2 separate regions of the Homo sapiens genome follow, and region 2 is linked to region 1. Evidence: chromatin loops called from intact Hi-C (ENCODE). Cell type or tissue: GM12878. All regions are shown on one strand.

The links. Hi-C counts contacts between places; a loop is a spot of excess contacts. Peaks named below come from ENCODE experiments on the same cell type or tissue, not always from the same donor. Only the 100,000 strongest peaks of a DNase experiment are listed, where the experiment ranks them.
Region 2: it touches region 1 in a loop (2.0-fold over the local background); 35 of 110 quality-filtered maps call a loop at or near these places.

What each region holds. Positions count from the first base shown.
Region 1 is chr10:112,179,494-112,187,493 of GRCh38, forward strand. GPAM (glycerol-3-phosphate acyltransferase, mitochondrial) reads right to left here and starts at 4,272. Exons shown (of 22, transcript NM_001244949.2): 1 at 4,200-4,272; 2 at 3,301-3,398; 3 at 2,190-2,320; 4 at 980-1,102. The coding sequence starts at 2,291. RefSeq lists a silencer at 4,190-4,419. In GM12878, no CTCF peak of the experiment used is centred here; a DNase peak (open chromatin) is centred at 4,308; H3K4me3 peaks cover 2,130 bases; H3K27ac peaks cover 1,383 bases.
Region 2 is chr10:112,452,279-112,460,278 of GRCh38, forward strand. All of the region lies in intron 1 of VTI1A (vesicle transport through interaction with t-SNAREs 1A), which reads left to right. Among named protein-coding and RNA genes, the nearest start is that of VTI1A, 9.1 kb to the left of the region's middle. In GM12878, a CTCF peak has its summit at 4,462 (motif pointing left); no DNase peak of the experiment used is centred here.

The sequences.
Region 1 (8,000 bases):
GTAGTTGTGGTTTAAAAGAAGCAATATTTATAACAAGACATTCTTCAGCAGATCTGAACATTTAACATAAACTGCTTGGGTTCCACACAAATCTCTCCCATGTTAGTAAACCCCTTTATACCAGACTCAGAATTCTACTTTCTGCCAAACCAACCTTGAGTAGAAAATTCACACAGCACAATTACCTAGCCACACAAGTTACAAGCAACCTCTATAAATGGCAGGCACTTAAACGGCAGAATTTCTTCATCCTAATAACTGGATCCCAGAGAGAGCTTAACATCCAGATATGACTTTTAAAAGGCAATTCTACTGCCTTCAAACACAACTACGTGAAGTTCTTGTTCCTGTGCTAATTTGTCCTTCTCTTCAACTACCACCGAAAATATACCTCTCACCCACTTGGCTCTTCTCAAAGACTGCACTGTAATGCAAAAGATATTGCATGGCTTGTGTTTTTTCACCAAAATACAAACAACAAACCCATATACACTCTCTTAAATCTTCATTCTAACATTTTAGTGACAATCTTTCACTATCACAAAGTCAACAGACACCTTCCATTAGCAAAGGCTCAGAGCAAAGTCACAGCTTTAACTTCTTATTCTGTCCCATTATCTCTTTCTTATCTTGCTAGAATTTTAATGTTAAGTGCTAAAGTTCAACACCTAAAAGTTCATGAAGGTTCCCACTAACTCCTTTGAAGACTTAACCAAAAGTAAGATCTACTCTCCCCCTTAAAATCCTACTAAAACCTCAAAAGAACTAGAATGTTACCTAGTATCAATTATGGGACCAATATTTACTGAATAAATAAATGGAAAGAAAAAGTGTGTCAACATCTTTACTTGAAATATTTGGTTCATAAACATGGGTCTCTGTTCTGAAAGTGAATTTAGTCCAATAAGACTGCCTACTACAAAGTTGGAAATAATATTTTATGCTGAGTATTAGGGTCAATAAGCAGTAAGGTTCTTACCCAGCTCTGGGGAGTGCAGGAGTAACAACATCTTCCAACAAATGGCCTTTTCCGACTCATTAGGCTTTCTTTCCATTTTAAAGTTGCAGATCTGAAGATGGTGGGTCTAAAGCCACACTCACCCTGACAAATATTAAGAAAAAAATATAGTTTCTAAATGGCAAGAGAATACTTGTCTACTTGATCTCAAAATCTAAAGTATTTTGAACAGAAGAAAAACTTATGGCATATTCTGGGTGATTTTCATTTAAGTACTCCCTCCATGATCAACACTTGGATAAAAGCTTACCACATAAGCAAAAGCTGAGCACCCAAGGATAGTAATAGCTACACACTGAAGGCAGTATTCAAAAATTTAAAAACTAAATTGTAGAAGGTCAAACAGACTTCTGACAGCTAGATAAATCAATTCAGACTCCTGGATCTCTAGTCTAACAATTAACCTTACCCCCTTTTAAATCACACAGTCGCACTACAGAACTATAAAGGCCTTACATAGTGAGCAAGTTTTTATAATTTTACTTTAAATAAAAAACAGGTAAACTTATATAACATTCCTTTATCTTATCAAGGGAACTTAAAGACCAGAACTTAAATTATAGCTATACTATTCAATTAGGGTCAAACCTTGCTCTTCTATTCTAAAAATGCTTAACTTTGAGCTCAGTTGCTCACATCTCTGTTATACAGATATAACATTCTCAAAATTAAGCAAAAAAAAAAACCCCACCATTTTTTATATAAAGACAATTAAGATATTTAAAATACGTCATGTTATATTGAAATAGGAAAAACAATCCAAGAAAATGTACGCCTTTTGGATTGAATTCATACTATAAGTTCCTAATTTTTTAAAGTTTACTTCTATTATAAAATTCATGCTTTTCAAGTATAACTCATGGAAAGTACATACCAAGAGAAAGAAAGAAAAAAAAATTTCTTACCGACCCAAAACTACTACTAGGGTTTTTTTCCTATGCAAAATGATTATTTTGTTTTCTAACATAATCAGTGTACATAAATTTTCTAACCATTTTTTCTTCCCAATATAATGCCATAAAATTTTTTATTAGGCTTCATAAACATACCAGTTTCTGTAGCTATTAATCTTGATGTGATATTATGTTGCTGCCAGTATTTGCACCTTCATAAACATCATTGAAATGAACATTTTTAGGCTGAGTGCTTTTAACTCTTATCCTAAACTTACCCATTCCTCACTTGTGTGCTTACATCGACCAACACTGTATTCTGATGAATGTGGCAGATAAGAAACATCTATTGTACCAAGGGTCAGTGCAGATTCATCCATGTCACAAAGTGTAATTCCCAAATCATGTGCTATAAAAAATAGGTACCATTTAAATTAACAAGGAATCGAGAGAGTAAATACTAGAACTCAAAATTCTGATTTCTACATTACTTTGCTCCACAATGGGATATCACATGAACTGACAGACTTCTACCATGTTGAGTCACAAGGTAAAAACTGACTTTGATGTGTTTATATGAACACAGTTAGGCTTCCCTGACTAGAAAAAAAAAAAATCAGCATTTGTATTCTAAGACTTCCTGAATATATAAGGATACAACATTGTATCCTTTGTATCCACACAAAATAGCTATGAATAGTATCCAAACAAAACATAGTATGCAAACAAAATAGTATCCAAACAAAATAGCTATGAATTGTATCCAAACAAAATAGCTATGAATAGTCATTTGCAAATGAAAATAAGAGCTTATTCTTATTTCATTTTTGTTAATTGAATAGTTCCTGGCAGAAGGAAGGCATGTTTATTTAATTAAGGCAATTAGGGCACCCCTTAAGTTCCCGTACTTAAATTAAGATCTTAATTTTCTTGTGATGTCCTAAAAGAACATTTTCACTTTTAATACAAAGGTAATACAAAGCTACAAAGCTCTGAAAGAAAAGCACACTATTTTGAAATATCTGATGTATAAGTTTTCATCCTTTTCGATAAGCTTTTTTCTACCCTAAGGAAAAAGATTCACTAAGAGTAAACTCCTAGAATAGATATTAATCCAAAATATAAAAACTTTCAAACATAATCTCTAGCCTCACATTATTTTTGCTTTTGGCTGTTTCTCACCTGGCCTAAAATTATTCCTTTAAAATCCTGAAAGGTCATGTCTAGATTAACAGTGTTCCTTTGGAAGGCATATTCCAATTTCTTTACAATCCCCACATGGGTTGGCTACAGTCACTGTTATTCTCGGCATAACCACCTATGTCCTTAAAAATTTAACATAAGTACAATCTAACATAACAGGCTAGGGGAGAGAATAAACCAATGCACCTGGGATGAAAGTTCTTCTGTTTCATAACATAAAACTTCAGGACTCAGCTATCAGTTTCGGGTGCAGAATGTCCATACAACAGGGGAGCCGCTGCTGCCTGAGAAAATGAAGTGAAGAGAGGATGAGGAGAGGACAAAGAGGCTCGTTTGTGCCAACAGGAGGTCCACGTTTTGCACTTCCTCCCTCCGCACAGTTCGCTCTAGGTCAAGGAGTAATAAAGAAGCAATATCCCAGAGGCACCAGCCAGCAGCATGCGCTGAGAGAAGCTGACTAGAGGATCTGAAAAGGACAGAGGCTGGAAGACCAGCTGTGAGGTTTAAATCTTCCACTGCTTACCATCTGTGTGATTTTTTATTACCATAAGTTGGTTAACTTCTATGCCTTAGTTTTCCCATCTGGAAAATGGGCAGAATGATAGCTCTTAACCTCCTGGATTGTTGAGAGGACGGAATAATATAAACAAAGGGTCTACCACAGTGTGTAACACACAGTGAGCGCTCAGTCCAATCAATGGTAACGCTGTCATTAATTATCTCCAGCATACCGGCTGCTCTCAGAGTACCCCTTACTGCCTCAATGTTCCCTAGGGACCCAGGCGGGCTGGCTGGCGGCGCCTCCGCGCGTGCAGATACTTAGGGGACTGAGTCCATAAGGACTCCTTCCAACCCAGGGGAACCCATGCCCCAGCGCAGTCTCCCCAGGAGAGATGAATCCTGATCCCCACCCCTGCACGAGCCCGACCGATTTCTCAGGGAGAAGACCGGAGCTCGGGTGTCAGGGAATAGGGGACACGACTGCCCCAGCAACTTGCAGGAGTCGCACCACCTCCATGCACTTGTCCCGGCGCTCCCGGCCCGAGTAGCCTCCCGCAGCCCACACCTGCCCTGGCAGTTCGCACCCTAGCAGCTCCAGCTTCGGCTGCTGCAGAAGCCCGCACTTCCAGTCCCGGCCAATGCCAGCTGCAGTGGCGCACCCTGATGACGCAACCGGCGCGTGGCATTGACGCGGGGCCGCCGGCTAGCCAGCGCCGGGGGCGGGGCCCGGCCTGCGAGCCTCAGGGAGCGTGAGCGGATCCGAGGGTGTAATGTGTGTACTCGAGTGTGCGTGCCTGTGTGTGGCTAAAGATAGTGTGTGAGCGCCTGGACAGATGGTTACCCTGCCTAGGCCATGCGTGTGTGAGTGTGTGTGGGTACCTCATTCTGCTTTGTGTAAATTCAGCTTATCCGGGAGCTTGTCCCTCTTCCAGGCTCTGTTGGGAATGTGCGCGTGGGCTATCAGGTTATGTGTGTGGTCTGACTTTTTATGAGATCTGTAAGACTATGTAGGATTTACTACGAATGGGAGAGGCAGGGATTGCAAATGGCCATGTTGTGTAATTTCTACCAAAGTGGCTGAGTGCCTTTTCCTTTAAGGAGGAAAATGAGATATGAAAAGAAGCAAATAAGGCTTGTAGTATAAAAAGCCTCAGTTAGGAGAAATAAGGGCTTTTTTCCCCCTTCGGACTATATGTTACACAGCATGGTGAATATAGTAAATAATAATGTATTATACAGTTCAAAATCGCTAAGAGTACATTTCAAAAGTTCTCACCATGAAAACTGAGAAGTATTTGAGGTGGATATGTCAATTAGCTTGATTCAGTTATTCCACATTGTATTCATAAGTCATAACATCGATTTGTACCCCCTAAATATATGCAACTATTTAGATAGTTTAAAATTTATAGCAATCCAGTCTAGCCAGCTAAGATGGAGCAACAGGACTGAATTTACTCTCCTGCCTAAAACAACTAAAAACAAAAACAAACAGGCATTTATAAGACAATGGCTTTTAAACGTTGTGCTGGACAGTGGTCCTTGAGGAGGGAAAACAAATGAGGTGAGCCCTATGATTGCCTTGATTTACTAACTAGAGGGAGCAGCCAAAAAGAGCTAGGCAGACTCCCTGAGTTGAAGAGATAGAACTGGGAGAGCAGGGAGGCCAAAGCAGCTGGAACTGTGAGTTGTATATCAGAAAGGAGAAAGCTACACAGAGAAAGAAGGAGCTGTGGAGATCTACAACAGATCTCACTCCAGTCTTCCGCTGATTAGAGCATGTGTGTGAGGAAGCTACCTAAGGGCAGGAAATAATCATGTATGAAGAAAAGAGAGAGCAATTACTAAAGTTTGCACAGGGTAGGAAATTAATTCTGCTCCCACAAGGCAGAGTAGAAAGATACCCAGTGATTATACAGGACCAGAAATAGTGCCTGATCCTGGCACCCCGACTGGAAAACCTCATAATTCACAACTCAAATGGTTTTGCTTCAGTAGTGGGGCAAAATTAGCTCTAATGTAAAAGCTACTCTGATTCTATCTTAGAAATCTTAAAAGCCAGCCACCAAAGGATTAAACCGTTTTTGAGAACAAAGTGTCCCAGAGCAAAGCACAAGAATATTTACAGGAAATTAAAAATAACCAACACCTAACAAGGTAAAATTTGCAACATCTGGAATCCAAACAGAATTATCAGGCATGCGAAAAGAAGCAGGAAATGAGAAAAAAAAATCAACCAATTGAAATCATCCCAGAAATGACAGAGATGATAAAATAAGAGAACAAGGACATTAAGAAAGTAATTATGACTGTATTCAATGTTTTCAACAAGTAGAAAAAATAAACTGAGCATGGGAAGTAGAGATGTGAAAAATCTTTAAAAAAAAAAAAGACACAAACCAAACATCTAGGAGATAATAAAACCACATCTAAGATTTTTAACACCCTAACACACACACACAGACACACACACACACACACACACACACACACACACACACACACACAGGATTAATAGGTTAGACATTACTAAAAAAGAAACAGTAAAAAACCTGACGGGAGGCTGAGGCAGGAGAATGGCGTGAACCCAGGAGGCAGAGCTTGCAGTGAGCCAAGATTGTGCCACTGCACTCCAGCTTGGGTGACAGAGCGAGACTCTGTCTCAAAAACAAAAACAAACAAACAAAAAAAAACTTGAAAGCATTGTGATAGAAACTATCCAAAATGAAACACTAAGGGAAGAAAAATACTGAAAGTAAAAGTAGAGTATCAGTGAGCCTAGTATACATGCAATTGTAGTCCCTGAAGAAAATGAGAAATATGAGGTGAGAATAGATTAGGGAGGACAGAAAAAAGCATTTGAAAGAATAATTGATGAAAACTTTCCAAATTTGACCAAAACTATAAACTTATAAACCCAAAAAGCTCAACAAACTCAGTAGAAACATGAAGAAAACCATACCAAGAAACATCACAATCAAAATGCCTAAAGCCACTGATAAAGAGAAAATCTTAAAAGCTATCAGAGAGAAAAAAAAAGACATTACTGTACAGAGGAACAAAGATAAGAATGACAGCAGATTTCACATCAGAAAAATGCAAACCAGAAGATGGTGGAGCAGCATCTGAAGTACTGAATGAAGAACCTATCAATCAAGAGTTCTTTTTATATTAATATATGGTATGTACATTTTATATATTTTTATATATATCAAAAAAATAAAATAAAAACATATTTTGACATCGAATTGCCAAAAGAATTCATCACCAGCAGGACCGTTCTATAAGCAATGTTAAAGAAAGTCTTTCAGGCAAAAAAAAAATGCTGTCAGATGGAATTCTGAATCTATGCAAAGGAATTAAGAGCTTAAGAAACCACAAATACGTAGGTAAATAATTTTTCTTATTTTTTAAACCCTTTTATTTTAATTTATTTTATTTTATTTTTGAGATGGAATCTCGCTCTGTCACCCAGGCTGGAGTGCAGTGGTGCAGTGGCGTGATCTCAGCTCACTGAAACCTCCTCCTCACAGGTTCAAGCAATTTTCATGCCTCAGCCTCCCGAGTAGCTGGGATTACAGGCACCCGCCACAACGCCCAGCTAATTTTTTTCTGTATGTTTAGTAGAGTTGGGGTTTCACCATATTGCCCAGGCCGGTCTCGATCTCCTGACCTCAAGTGATGCGCCTGCCTCGACCTCCCAAAGTGCTGGGATTATAAGAGTGAGCCACCATGTCAGCCATTAAAACTCTTTTAAAACATGATTGCTTAATGCACAAACAAAAACAATATTTTGTGGGGTTTATAACATGTACAAATAAAATGTATGATGACAACAGCACAAAGTCCAGGAAGGGAGAAGTATTCTGTTGTAAGATTCTTATCTTACGCACCAAGCAGTATAATATACTTGAAGGTAAACTGTAATAAGTTAAAAATGTATACTTTAACTCCTAAAGCAACTACTATGAAAGCAAAACTAAGAGTTATTGTTAACACATCAACAAAGAAGCTTAAGTCGAATTTTTAAGATGTTTAATGAATTCAAAAGAAGGCAGTAAATGATGGGGGAGAAAAGAAAGAATAGATAGAATAAAGAGAAAATACATGGCAAGATGATAGATTTAAGCTCATATAAGTAATCACCCTAATTAAAAGGCAGATATTGTCAGACTGGAAAAAAAATGAAGATCCAATGATATGCCACCTATTTAAAAACTCACTTTAAATATTAAGACAAGTAAAAGTAAAAGGTTAGAAAACAGTATGCTATACTAATGCTAATCAAAAGAAATATAGGTGGGTATATTAATATCATATAATTTCAATACAAAGAATATTATCAGAAATATAGAGGATCATTTTATAATGATAAAAGGGTCAAT
Region 2 (8,000 bases), 270 kb after region 1:
AAGCATTTAGGGCCGGGCGCGGTGGCTCACACTGTAATCTCAGCACTTTGGGAGGCCAAGGCGGGCAGATCACGAGCTCAGGAAATCGAGACCATCCTGGCCAACATGGAGAAACCCCGTCTCTACTAGAAATACAAAAATTAGCTGGGTGTAGTGGCACGTGCCTCTAATCCTAGCTACTCAGGAGGCTGAGGCAGGAGAATTACTTGAACCAGGGAGTCAGAGGTTGCAGTGAGCCAAGATTGCGCCACTGCACTCCAGCCTAGTGACACAGTGAGACTCTGTCTCAAAAAAAAAAAAAAAAATTAAGCTTTTATGGGGTTGTATTCATCTTTGAATAATATACATTCATATAAACAATTGTGTGTGTGTATGCATCTATAGATCTATATATCTGTATGTTGTCTATATATTGGTCAATTTAGTCAACCTAAGTAATGGCTTCAGTCTTTTGTTTTTGTTTTTTTTTTTTAAATAAACTTTTTATTTTAGAACAGTCTGAAATTTACAGAAAAATCACAAAGATAGTACGGAGAATCCCATATACCCCATGCCCAGTTTTCTCTGTGATTAACATCATGTTAATATGGTACATTTGTTACAGCTAGTGAGCCCATATTGATACATTATTATTAACTAAAGGTCATACTTTATTCAGATTTCGTTTTGTTCTGTTTGTTCTTTTTACCTAATGTCCTTTAACTATTCCAGGATCCAATCTGGGACACTGTAAAACATTTAGTACTCATGGATTTTTAGGCCCCTCATGGCTATGACAGTTTCTCAAACTGTCCTTGTTTCTGATGACTTTACAGTTTAGAAGAGTACTGGTCAGATATTTTCTAGAAGGTTCCCTCAACTGGGATTTGCTCAATGTTTTTCTCATGATTAGATTGGAGTTCTGGGTTTTGGGGAGGAGGACCACAGAAGTAAAGCATCATTTTCACCACATACCAAGAATACATACTGTCAACATGACTTATCACTACTGATGTTAACCTTTATCACGTGGCTGAGGTAGTGTTTGCCAGGTTTCTCCACTGTAAAGTTACTGTTTCCCTCCCTTTTCCATACTATTTGGAAGAAAATCATATATGCATAGCCTATACTTAAGGAGTGGAGAGTTACACTCTACCTCCTTGAAGCCAAGTAATTACGTGAATTATTTGTAATTCTTTTATGTAAGAGAGATTTATCTATTCATTTATTTACTTATTCAGTCATTTACATCAGTATGGACTCATAGATACCTATTTTATCCTTTGTGTTATATTCCAATACTACTTTATTTTCATGTTGCTCAAATTGTTTTAGCGTTGACCATTGGGAGCCTTTTTTTTAATTTGGCTTCTGTGTCCTTTTGGTATACCCCCATCATTTTGGCTTTTTTCTTTTCTTTTTTTTAAGGACTATATTGCTTTCTGATAGTATAAGATACTCCAGGATCATCTTCTCTATTTCCTGTTTCAGTGCTAGAATCAGCCCTTTCTCTGAGGAATCCTGTTTCCTTTAATTAAAGAAGGGTATTAGAAACCAAGATCTGGACAGTAGGTGTGCACATTACTCCCGGGGTGTTGTTGCCTCTGGAACCTCTCAGCTGACAAAGCAAGGAAATTCACATGTATATACTAAGCCATGTATATGAACATATCTACAAGCATTTGCATATGTAATCATTTGTATATATAGTATGTTAAACACAAGTTCATACTAGTATCTCCAGCTCTAATCCATTATCAGATGGATCATTCTGTAATTGCTTTATTTCAACACTGACCATTCTATACCATGTTACACAGGGTAGCATCAGTAATATACCCATTTAAAAATTATCTGTTCCTCTCTTAGTGGTTTGACCCTACATTTCTAAGTACATACATAATTTCTGCTGCTAGTTTTATTTTAACATATCTACATTGCACAAAGACAGGTACAAGTAACTGAATTCAAGTGAGCCTTGACACTTTAATGAGGGTGTTCTGTGCTGATTAAGCACTTCTGTAAATATCAAGAATTATACTATGCAAAGACTTGTTTGTACGTCAGCACTAAGAACTTCTATTGAGTAGGAAATGAGAGGCCAAGATGGGAGGATCACTTGAGCCCAGGAGCTCAAGATCAGCCTGGGCAACATAGTGAAGCCCCATCTCTACAAAATAAAATTGAATTTAAAACTAGCTGGGCATAGTGGCACGCACCTGTCATCCCAGCTACTCAGGAGGCTGAGATGGGAGGACACCTTGAACCCAGGAGTTTGAGGTTACAGTGAGCTATGATCATGCCACTGCACTCTAGCCTGGGTGACAGAGCGAGATCTTGTCTCTAAATGAAAAAGAAAACTAATTAAAAATGTATTGAGTAGGAAAGAAAAGATCATACATACTATGCTAAGACTTATGTGTATGTACATCAGCACTTATCAAGCTTATAGACCAAAAAAAAAAAAAAAAGTGGGAGACTGTTTATATATTAAATAGTATATTTTATATAATACATATAGCAGTTACGAGCTCAGTTCAGGACAACAGACCCACCCCATTAGAGTTCCAACTCTGCTATTTATTAGTTGTTGAACTTTCAGGAAATAATTTAGTATCTCTGATCTTATTTAATGGCTTGAGAAAGGGATAGTAATAATACCTCAAAAAGGTTGTTTTAAGGATTGACTATAACAATGTTAAACACAGAGCACCATGTACATTAATGATAGCCCTTAGTTACAAAGGTCTGAATCCTAGGTACATGTTGTTTGAAAGGGGATGTCATTTGGGGTGGGCAGAATGAATCTCTTTTGGGAATTACATGTAAATGTTGCCAGGTTACCAAAACTTCGTGTTGGTAGGTATTTCCAAGGTCATCTAGTTCAGTTCCCTCCCCTTCCCTCCTCCCCTCCTCCCCTCCCCTCCTCCCCTCACCTCCCCCCTCCCCTCCCCTCCCCCCTCCCCTCACCTCCCCTCCCCTCCTCCCCTCCCCTCCCCTCCCCTCCCCTCCCCTCCTCCCCTCCCCTCCCCCTCCCCTCCCCTCCTCCACTCCCCTCCGCTCCTCCTTCCCTCCTTCCCCCCTTCCCCCTTCCCCCTTCCCCCTTCCCTTCTTCCCTTCTTCCCTCCTTCCCTCCTTCCCCCCTTTCCCCCTTCCCCCCTTCCCCCTTCCCTTCTTCCCTCCTTCCCTCCTTCCCTCCTTCCCTCCTTCCCTCCTTCCTTCCTCCCTCCCTCCCTCCTTCTCTCCTTCCTTTGTTCCTTTCCTTCCTTTGTTCCTTCCCTTCACTTCCCTTTCCTTCCTTCCTTCCTTCTCTGCTCCCTCCCTTCCTCCCGCCCTCCTTCTCACCTTGCTTTGTTCTTTCCCTCCTTCCTTTGTTCCTTCCCTCCTTCTCCCCTCCCTCCCTTCCTCCCTTCCTTCCTTCCTTCCTTCCTTCCTCATACTTTACCCCTAAATCATCACTTTTGAGATTTGCCTTCTTAAAAACATGAGGAACACTATAAGGACCAATCAAAGAATGTCTCAGTTCCATCATTATTTCTGACAGCACCATCACAAAATGAATTTTATGAAAAGAAAATGATCTAATTGTGTTAACTCCACCTCTATTCCAATTTAATTATTTTTTTCGTGAAGGGAAATTTGTCATTTCAAATGGGAAGATTTGCCCCAGTCCTCACTAAAATGAGCTGTTTTTCCCCCTCAGTTTCTCTGTGAGTAATAAGTATGTTGCTGCGTGCTAAGACTGACTCATTTATTCTGTAAGCACTTAGTGGCCCCTACCATGTACAGCTCTCTATGCTAAATACAGAGTTTGGACACGATTTGTCAAGAGTAGTCTCTGCCTTCAAGGAGCCGGCAATGAGCCTGAAGAGGAAACTGCAGGCCAGGTGCAGTGGCTCACACCTGTAATCCCAGCACTTTGGGAGGCCGAGGCAGGTGGATCACTTGAGGTCAGGAGTTTGAGATGACCCTGACCAACATGGTGAAACCTCATTCTACTAATATAATACAAAAATTAGCTGTGTGTGGTGGCGCATGCCTGTAGTCCTAGCTACTCGGGAGGCTGCAGCAGGAGAACCACTTGAACCTGGGAGGTGGAGGTTGCCGTGAGCCAAGATTGCACCACTGCACTCCAGGCTGGGTGACAAAGTGAGAGTCCATCTCAAAAAAAAAAAAAAAAAAAAGAGGAAACTGTAGAACCTAATTTTTAATGACCGTTGTACCCCCTAGAGCCGAGCATAGAACTCTAGGAATTCAAAGGAAATGAGGTATGTCTCAGGACCTCGCCTAGAAGGATAGGTGGGGTTTGGACAGACAGAAACAAGCAAAGACTATATTATAAGAGGTTGCAATAAATGGATGCAGTGGGCATCTGTTGCACCCAGCAGCTTTCATTCTATCTACTCAATTTCCTATTGAGGAACTACTTAAACCCCCTTATTCCAGTCTTGATAGAACTGACAGGCTGCCCTGCCCTCTGTAGGTCAAGAGGTGAACATATTACCTAAGCAAGGACATTTATAGAATTTTTGCCAGGAATTTGATCAGAATGAACCAAGGAAAGAGAATAGTTAGAGCCGCTCAAGACTTTGCTTTAGCAGAGACTGTAAGTTCCTATTTCCTTGGTATCCTGAGCTACTCCTCATACTTGTCTTTCCCAAGCTGGGTGGCTCATTTTTGTCCATTGATCCTATGAGCCACCCCACATTATTCTAACAAATTATCTTTTTTGAATTAGTTTAGCCAGAATCACTTCTGTCGCATTCAGCCAAAGAACCCTAAATGGTAGCTTAACAAAGATTTAGAGAAGAAAAAAACAAGATTTGTTTGGGTAGCAATGAACAGTCTGTCTGTAGACTGCATACTAGAAACCTTGTAGTTGGAAATAAAGTTGGAAAGGATGCTCGGCTCTGAAATGTCGAGGACCTTAACTGCTAAGCTCAACTGACCCACCAAAGCCAAATTTTAGGAAGATTAAATGGGAGAGGGGGCAGGGAGACCAAGGTGGTTAGTAGCATAGCTTCTTTTGCAAATTCTTGCTGTGTCCTGCATTATGTATTTAACTTACTTTCATTTTTTGAAAACTGATTGTGTATGCCAAGCTCAGTATAGTGTAGGACTATAAAGATGACTGAGACATGGTTCTTGTCTTCCCAGAGCCTCTAAGTTGAAAGGTTGTTCATGTGAGGGATAAATCATTAGGATTACATAAGAGTTATAGATATTTTATGTACAAGGGGGTGATTAACTCTTATGTTGGGTTAGGAAAGCCTTCAAAGAAGTGATGATTTCTGAAGAGAGTTTTGAATAGAGGTTTGCCAGGTGGGCCTGGTGGAGATGGGCATTGGGATTAAAGGATTGAAGGCCTGGAAATATATCAGCGTTAGAGATAAAGATTTAGGATCATAAATACATAATATGATAGTTTTAAAATGGATGAAATTGCCCAGGGACATAGACGATAGTCATAAGAAAGGCAAGGACTGAACTCCAAGGAACATCAGCAGTTGAAAGATGGCCTGAAAAATACAATGCCTAACAGAGGACCGTGAGACAGGAGTGAGCCTTCAGGAGAATGACCAGATCAGGGTGCCATGGGAGCCAGTAGAGGAGAAAGTTACAGGACGGGAGGAGCAAAGTGTAAGAAACCACAAGATTAAATAAAAACAGGACCTAAGAATGTCTATTAGTTTGGGCAAAGGAAGGGTTATTAATCTAGTGAGAGTAATTTCAGTGGAATGGTGGGGGCAGGAGTTAGTTTACAGGGAGTGGATGGGAAGATGAGGAAGGGAAACAGAGTCTGTACCCTTGCTTTCAAGAAAATTGACTGGTGATGAAAGGAGAGGAATATTAGCAAAGGGGAATACAGGTCAAGGGAGGCTTCTTTCTTTGTTTTATTTTGCTAATGAGAAAAACTGATGCTTATTAGTCCTGGAGGTCCACGGCATGGACTTTCCTATCAACTGAATACCTTAAAGAGAACAGGATGTTCCTCCTGATACGTAAATACACCATCTCAGTTTTGATCCAAGATAAGCCTGTCTTATTTTGTATTTTTCTCTATCACAAAAATGTAGTCTATTCTAACTGTAACTGTGTGAAGATACTAAAAGGGTTGAAATGTCCCAGAAGCAAATACATTTGGGATCATCTATTAAATATTTAATCTGGCCATATGTAGATTTAACTTTTCAAGGAGGGAAAATCAAGTTGAATTGTAATCCCAAAGGCTTATTTTTCTTAGGGAGAAATATTGTGAGTACACATAAAACACCTTATGTGACAACTGTTCCCCCTCTGTAGTTTGGGGATAACAAAGGGAAAGGGTTAAGATTAGTAGAATCTACTAATAATCTAATCATTGTTTTAGTGAAATAATTATATATATATTTTTATTTTTATTTTTATTTTTATTTTTATTTTTTTTGAGACAGAGTCCCGCACTGTTGCCCAGGCTGGAACGCAATGGTGCGATCTCGGCTCACTGCAACCTCTACCTCCCGGGTTCAAGCAATTCTCCTGCCTCAGCCTCCCAAGTAGTTGGGATTACAGGCGCCCACCACCACACCCAGCTAATTTTTTGTATTTTTAGTAGAGACGGGGTTTCACTATGTTTGCCAGGGTGGTCTCAAACTTCTGACCCTGTGATCCACCCATCTAGGCCTCCCAAAGTGCTGAGGTTACAGGCGTGAGCCACCGCGCCCGGCCAGTGAAATAATAATTTCTATTAAAGCTTCCCCACTTAGGATTGGCTGTCCTTCTGAAGGCTGGTCAGCTGGTAGGTGTTGTACCCATTTCAAGCTTCATGACTTTTCTAGTCTGTTGTGTTAGTCAGTCTCATTAGGCTCCCATGTGACATAAACCCAGTTTTAAATAAAGAACAAGAAAGTTGTTGGCTCAAGAAACCAAACTATGGTAAAGTCAAGCTTTTATAAAGTCAAGCCATTTCAGTTATTTCAAGCCAGGAACTAACTATATCTCTCTCTCTCTGTCTCTCAGTTGTGTTTCTTTTTAAATGCAGGTTTTATTTTCAGCCATTGCACGCTTGCTTTCTTCTTGGAGCTAGACCAATGGATGCTAGCAGCGCTTCTAGGCTCATTTTTTCGTTACCAGGAGAAAGGAAAAGGCTTTCCCCTTGCTCTAGAACTTTGTTCTCTCTGGTTCATATATGCCTATCCCACCGCCCAACTCCCAGATGAATGTGGCCAGAGGATTGAGTTACTGAGATTAGTCCAGCTAGGATTAGATGCCGGTCATTTGCCAAGTCACTGTGACTGAAGAAGCAGAGTCTTTATGGAGATAGCATTTTCATTGTCCTGCTTGGTGAGGAAGAAGGCCTTTGAAGAGAGTAGGGGCTGTTGCCTGAGAAGAGAAGCATGCTAGGCAGACAAAAACTAGAGATGTTCAATACATCTGGTTTGCACAAAACTTAACTAGGGTATGTGAACAAATAGGCTGACTGGCTGGAATGAGGGTATGGGAAAGCTTTCTGAAATTGTCTGCCAGGACATGTCTCTCCTAGAGAAGGGAATTACAGTTGGGTTATAACTTGATTGTATTAGAAAAATAAACCACATACAGAGACTTAGCACTTTATAATATTAAAGTAATTTCACTTGCATCAAGCTTATTGGAGCTAAAAGTAATCCCGTAGATATTTTTTATTTCCATTTTAGAGAGTACAGAGTGAGTCTCAGAAAAAAAGAGAAAAATTTCTTGCCCAGGATCCCATAACCATTGAGTGAGATAGTAGCTTTCGGTTTGGAATCAGTAGTCCTAACTTCAAATATTTATTCCATTACACCTGATTCTCCATGCTACTGAAAGTACAATTTTTTAAAGGATTGTTTTTGCCCAGTTTTAGGAAGTGTTTTTGTATATAACTTTTAAATTGTATTAACAAATCAGTTATTCCCAATTTATTAAAGTTATGACTTCACAGATTCCTTAGGCCAGCACAAATCTGCTCTTGTTGACTTAGTCTCTCCTAAAGGGCAACATAATTTTTAGTCTCTCTTAAA